Regions from separate parts of the Homo sapiens genome. Here region 2 is linked to region 1. The links are chromatin loops, found by intact Hi-C in ENCODE. Cell type or tissue: heart left ventricle. All regions are shown on one strand. Links, peaks and the distances in the headings refer to the core of each region. The heading gives the core; the rest is flanking DNA.

Evidence for each region. A loop is a pair of places that touch in the nucleus more often than their neighbours do. Peaks named below come from ENCODE experiments on the same cell type or tissue, not always from the same donor. Only the 100,000 strongest peaks of a DNase experiment are listed, where the experiment ranks them.
Region 2: a loop joins it to region 1, with 2.1 times the contacts of the local background. A loop is called at or near these places in 21 of 110 quality-filtered maps.

Annotation. Positions count from the first base shown.
Region 1 is chr17:45,133,933-45,136,830 of GRCh38, forward strand. ACBD4 (acyl-CoA binding domain containing 4) reads left to right here and starts at 1,755. Exons shown (of 10, transcript NM_001135705.3): 1 at 1,755-2,021; 2 at 2,176-2,300; 3 at 2,568-2,688; 4 at 2,760-2,844. The coding sequence starts at 2,213. In heart left ventricle, for the core only: CTCF peaks have their summits at 1,510 (motif pointing right) and 1,730; a DNase peak (open chromatin) is centred at 1,539; H3K4me3 peaks cover 1,082 bases; H3K27ac peaks cover 555 bases.
Region 2 is chr17:45,394,051-45,396,948 of GRCh38, forward strand. It overlaps ARHGAP27 (Rho GTPase activating protein 27), which reads right to left. Exons shown (of 20, transcript NM_001282290.2): 14 at 2,866-2,898; 15 at 2,618-2,740; 16 at 2,437-2,535; 17 at 2,157-2,234; 18 at 1,933-2,067; 19 at 1,694-1,799; 20 at 1-1,583. The coding sequence ends at 1,406. Among named protein-coding and RNA genes, the nearest start is that of ARHGAP27, 37 kb to the right of the region's middle. RefSeq lists an enhancer at 411-1,070 and a silencer at 1,702-1,859. In heart left ventricle, for the core only: a CTCF peak has its summit at 1,265 (motif pointing right); DNase peaks (open chromatin) are centred at 1,301, 1,616 and 2,221; H3K4me3 peaks cover 989 bases.

The DNA of each region.
Region 1 (2,898 bases), core at 191-2,690:
TATTCTTGTTGTTGGATAGGCTAAGTCTACATTTCTTTTAATTGTTATGGACACTTAATAGTTGCAGAGAATTATGGAGAGGCATGTAATGTTTTGATACAGGTATAAAATGTGTAATGATCAAATCAAGGTAATTGAAGTAACCATCACCTCAAGCATTTATCATTCCTTTGTATTAGGAACATTCCAATTCCGCTTTTAGTTATTTGTATTTGTATTTTATTTGTTTATTAGAGACAAGGTCTCACTACTTGGTTGCCCAGGGTGGAGTGCAGTGGCATGATCATAGCTCACTGCAGCCTCAAAGCAATTCTCTTGCCTTGGCCTCCCAAAGTGTTGGGACTACAGGCCTGAGCCACCACTTCCCGCCCAGTTATTTTGAAATATACAATAAATTGGCCGGATGCGGTGGCTCACGCCTGTAATCCCAGCACTTTGGGAGGCAGAGGTGGGATGATCACTTGAGGCCAGGTATTGAATGAAGACCAGCCTGGGCAACATAATGAGACTTCTGCCTCTACAAAAATTGTTTTTAAAATAATTAATTTAAAAAGATACAATAGGCCGGGCGCGGTGGCTCACGCCTGTAATCCCAACACTTTGGGAGGCCGAGGTCGGCGGATCACGAGGTCAGGAGATCGAGACCATCCTGGCTAATATGGTGAAACCCCGTCTCTACTAAAAAATACAAAAAATTAGCTGGGCGTGGTGGCGAGCGCCTGTAATCCCAGTTGCTCGGGAGGCTGAGGCAGGAGAATGGCGTGAACCCGGGAGGCGGAGATTGCAGTGAGCCGAGATCACGCCACTGCACTCCAGCCCGGGAGAGAGTGAGACTCCGTCTCAAAAAAATAAATAAATAAAATAAAATAAACAAAATAAAAAGATACAATAAATTATTGGTAACTATAATCGTTGTATTGTGCTACCGAACACTGGATCTCATTCATTCTAACTGTATTTTTGTACCCATTTCCCCCCCTCCCCAGTACCCTTCCCAGCCTCTGGTAACCATCATTCTGCGATGTCCATTTTGCTTACTCTTTTTTTTTTTTTGAGATGGAGTCTCACTCTCGCCCAGGCTGGAGTGCAGTGGGGCAATCTTGGCTCACTGCAATCTCCACCTCCCGGGTTCAAGCGATTCTCCTGCCTCAGCCTCCCGTGTAGCTGGGATTACAGGCGCGCGCCACCACGCCCGGCTAATTTGTGTATTTTTAGTAGAGATGGGGTTTCACTATGTTGGCCCGGCTGGTCTCGAACTCCTGACCTCAGGTGATCCGCCCGCCTTGGCCTCCCAAAGTTCTGGGATTACAGGCATGAGCCACCGTGCCCGACCATCTTCCAAAACTGAGCTGTGATGTCCTTCCTCTAGAACACCTGACCACAGGACATGACTTTTTTTAATCCCCAGTGCCTAAGTGTCTAGAGAGCTGAGTGGGTTGCCTCGGATCGGCCAGGCCTGGATATCAGCGAACAGATGCGGATTTCCACCAGGGGGCGCTAGGACGCCACGACCTTTCACTATGTGCACCAGGGGGCGCTGCCGCCCGCCTTGGCCATCCCGGGCTGGGAAGTCCGACCCTTCGATTAAGCCCCGCCTGATTGGGAAAGGCTCTGAGAAACTATTTGCATGATCTTGAAAGAGCTGTGCTGAATGGTTGAGGTAGGTAAGCCGAATGTGAAACAGGCTCTCTCATTGGCCTAAATTCCCCCCCTCGATCTGCGTCGCCATCCCGGCCCTGCTGGACCCCGGGGTCAGTAGGAAGCCGCGGGGTGGTGGCGAGAGAGGACCCAGGTGTCCTGGCAGTGGGCGCCGCGGGGCACACGCTGGGCCAAGGTGCAGGCGGCCAGGGTGGGAGACTGTTCGCCCCGCCCTGAGTACTCCTATCTTGTTTCTCCACCTGTTCGGGAGTTGGAGATGTGCACCTAAAGGAGGCGCATCTGGGGACGGACACATCTGGCACTGAGGCCCTCGCCACCTGCCTCGCCACCTGGCGACCCTGACCCCACCACACTGCCTTGAGGTAGGAAAAGGAGGCTCCTCAACCACAACTTCTGACCTCCCAGGGTGTCTGAGGCCTCTAAAGAGCTTAGTTTGCCCCTCTGGGAAGTGAATCCTTGGCTTATGGTGCCGGGGGGACCCTGGAGGCCCCCTCACACGAAGGCTGCTTCTTGCAGAGTCGCTCAAAAGTAGGGCCCCAGGGCTCGCAGCAGCATGGGCACCGAGAAAGAAAGCCCAGAGCCCGACTGCCAGAAACAGTTCCAGGCTGCAGTGAGCGTCATCCAGAACCTGCCCAAGAACGGTGAGGCTGCGGGGACTCGCATTTGGACTCGCATTCAGGACGCCTGGGGTCTGACTCTGAAGAAAGAATGGTCCTGATCACTGCAGTTTTTGCAGACAAGCCCCTGCCTGGGCTGTCCTGGGGGTTCCCTCCGCTTCCTATCCTAGTCCAGATGCCCTGGGTGGGACCCATCACCACCTCTGCCCTTTCCAAGCAGGGTTCTCCCGCCCCTCCGCCCCTTGGAGCTGGGAGTGATGCTTTGCCCTGGCTTCCCAACTCTCTGCCCAGGTTCTTACCGCCCCTCCTATGAAGAGATGCTGCGATTCTACAGTTACTACAAGCAGGCCACCATGGGGCCCTGCCTGGTCCCCCGGCCCGGGTTCTGGGACCCCATTGGACGATATAAGTGGTGAGCTCCCTGCTGGCTGGGCAGACAAGCCTCAGCTGTCAAGCAGCCCTCTCACAGCCCTCTGCCCCCAGGGACGCCTGGAACAGTCTGGGCAAGATGAGCAGGGAGGAGGCCATGTCTGCCTACATCACTGAAATGAAACTGGTGGCACAGAAGGTAAGGGCTGCAGGTTCTCTGTCCCCAGGCTCCTGGCCAGGTGGCCTCACCCTT
Region 2 (2,898 bases), core at 248-2,747, 260 kb after region 1:
TCAGACCACAAGCTCCACCAGGGCAGGCAGCCCATGCAGTGCCCCTGCCCAGAGCACAGCACCTGGCACAGAGGAGCAGACAATAAATACCGGCTGTGAGAAACAAATGGGATAATCCAAGCCGAATGCTTGGCATGGTGCAAATGTCCAATAAATATCAGCTGTCATTGTCTGTTGAATAAATGAACAGGTGGGTTGGTGGGGCTGGGGGCCAAGAGCCACAAGCTGAGGTGGCTTGTGTCTGAGGAGGGAAGGGACCCGCTGTTCCCTGGGGTTCACGCTTCCTTTCTTGAGGTTGTGTCCTCCTTCCCCACACCCTGCAGGCCTGCCCAGCTCTTCGTGGCAAAGCGGGCCCCAGATGGGTGTACTTGTGTGTCAGAGTGCCAAGAGGGGCTGGGAGCTCCTGCTAGGGCTATGTCCCCCTCCCCTAGGACAGAACAGCTGGGACAGTTTCCCTCTTTGCCTTCAGGGGCCTCCCCAGGTCCAGACAGAACACACCCAGCTTAGTTCCTTTCTTTTCACATAGGCCCAAAGGTTGGATGGGTGGTAGCTGAAAGAACTGATTTTCCCCCTACCCAGGCTGTACTCTGGTGTGGGAGGAGCCTTTTCTGGGGAATGAGGTCACTCACTGGACCTTGAGCAAGTCACACTGCTGCTGCAGGCCTCAGCGTCCTTGTCTGTAAAATGGGATGGTGTGTGGAACTGGTGCATGCCGAGCGGCAGATGCAAGGTGTGCACTTGGTGAATGGGAAGAAGCCTTGCACAGAACACCAGTGGGTCAAGGACAGCAGAGGCCCGGGACCCCCAACAGGAAAGCAGATGAAACTGGCCCACAGCCAGCCTGTGAGAGGCTCAGGCAGGAGGTCATCCCTGAGGCCTGAGGAGGATAGCTTCAGCAGCCCACACTGAAGGCTGGGTCAGTCCTGTTTCCACAGTGGGGAAGTGATCAGAGCTGCCTCATGACTGGCACAGTGCCAGCACAGGGCCAGGGCCCACAGGGTCTCTGTGAAGGCCTCCACGAGGTGAGGGCCAGAAGCAGCCAGGAAGCCCTCCATCAAACTCCTCCTCCCAGCACCTACCATTCCAGAAAACAAACTCTCACCCCCACACACGCTATCGCACACGCACAGTAGGCGCGATGCAACAGAGAAAAAACCGAATTAACCCCCAAACAGGACGTGACGGGAAGGGAAGGGGGGATGGGGAGTTGGGAAGAAGGAATCACATTTTGCAAACTGCCCACTAGGGGTCACCGTACCCTCAGAACCGAGGGTGCAGAAGTCACACCGGCCTGCGGCTATGCGCTGGCGGAGGGTCCCAGAGAGAAGAAGGCCCGGCTGCGTGGCCTCCGCCGCCCAGCTTGTGTGGCAGGACCGCGGCCGCCGCCCCAGTCACAGGCCAGCAGTCAGTGCGGCGGGAAGATGTCCGCGCACTGCTGCAGGATGAGCTCCACCACCTGGTTCTGGAACACCATGGTCATGGGCATGCTGGTCTCTTCCACCTCGGGCCGCAGCAGCGTGGGCCCGAACACAATGGCCACGCTCTGCACCGACATGCGGTTCTGCTCGCCGTGCTCGATCACCCTGTGGCAGGGGTGGGTGGGTTCAGGGCTCCGAACTGCGAACTGCGGGGAGGCGCTGGGGGCTTCAGCCGGGACCTGCCTCCCCCTTCCCGCGCGGGCCGCCCGGCTCACCGGCAGAGGTGCTGGAAGAGCATCCGCAGAGTGTCGTGGTTGGGAGCGGGCAGCGAGCGCACCAAGTCACGCACACAGCGGCTGCGCCGGGCCTGGTCCTGCAACTCTGGGTGAGGGAAGGTTTAGAGGGAGGGAGTCGGAACGGGAGGTAGGGGGTATCGGCTGGGCGAGGGGAGCCTGCTAAAGGGGTGCCCCGCCACGCCCCTACCCCATCCGCCCCACCTGCCCCAGGTGCTCACTGATGGCCGCAATGAACTGGCGGAAGTGCGAGAAGGGGAAGAGGGGCTCGGGCAGCTCCCGAAAGAAGAGCTTCAGGGCTCCGGTGATAACGTGGACGTCCTCCCAGCGCCCGTCATCCAGGTCAAGGCGCTCATCTGTGGCGGAGGAAGGGAGGAGGACGGAAGGGAAATCAGTACCCCTTGCGCCTTCAGGCCCTGGGGCAGGGGTTGGGGACGGGCCTCACCGTGGTCCACCTTATAGCGTAGCTTCTGGATGGTGGCCAGGTTTCCACTGATGCGGTACAGCCCGTCGATGTCCAGCCCTGGGCCAGAGGGAGGCGCTGATCCCGGGTTCAGGGATGGGGATAGGGTGGGGCTACGGGTCCCTGCTATGACTCCCACTCGGGGCCTCCCGTACTTTCCCCCTGGACCCTGCGTCCATCCAGGGGTCTCCAGCCTGCGGTCCTGGCAGGAGGCCTGCGGGCACCCCAATGCCTGCCGCCCTCACCCCCGCAGCGCACGTACCGCGGGCCTCGACGGCGCGGATGCACTGCTGCACGAAGCGTGGCACCCGGCTCCTCTCGCGCTCACACAGCGCGGCCAGCGCGCAGCCGAACACCTGGTCTAGGGCAGAGGCTCATCAGCTCCTGCCCAGCCTGCGCCCCGTCCCGGTCCCGGGTCCCCGCCCCCCGCAGGCCTCGGGTACCTTTGATGTAGCCCTTCTCCCGCAGCGACTGCAGTGTGGGCCGCCTCTGGAGGAACTTGCGGAGCTTGTGCCGGACCTTGCTCAAGTCGCTCTCCAGGCCCACGGGGCCCAGGGCGGGCGCGGCTGCCGCGGGGAAAGGCAGGACTGAGTCAGGAGGCAGCGCCAGGGCAGGCCAGGCAGGCCCCAGCAACCGTCACTCCCCAGGAGAGGCCTCCTGGAGCCCCCACCCCATCCTGCCTTGCGCACACCTGCATTCGGTCGCGCGTCCTCCTCTTTCTCCT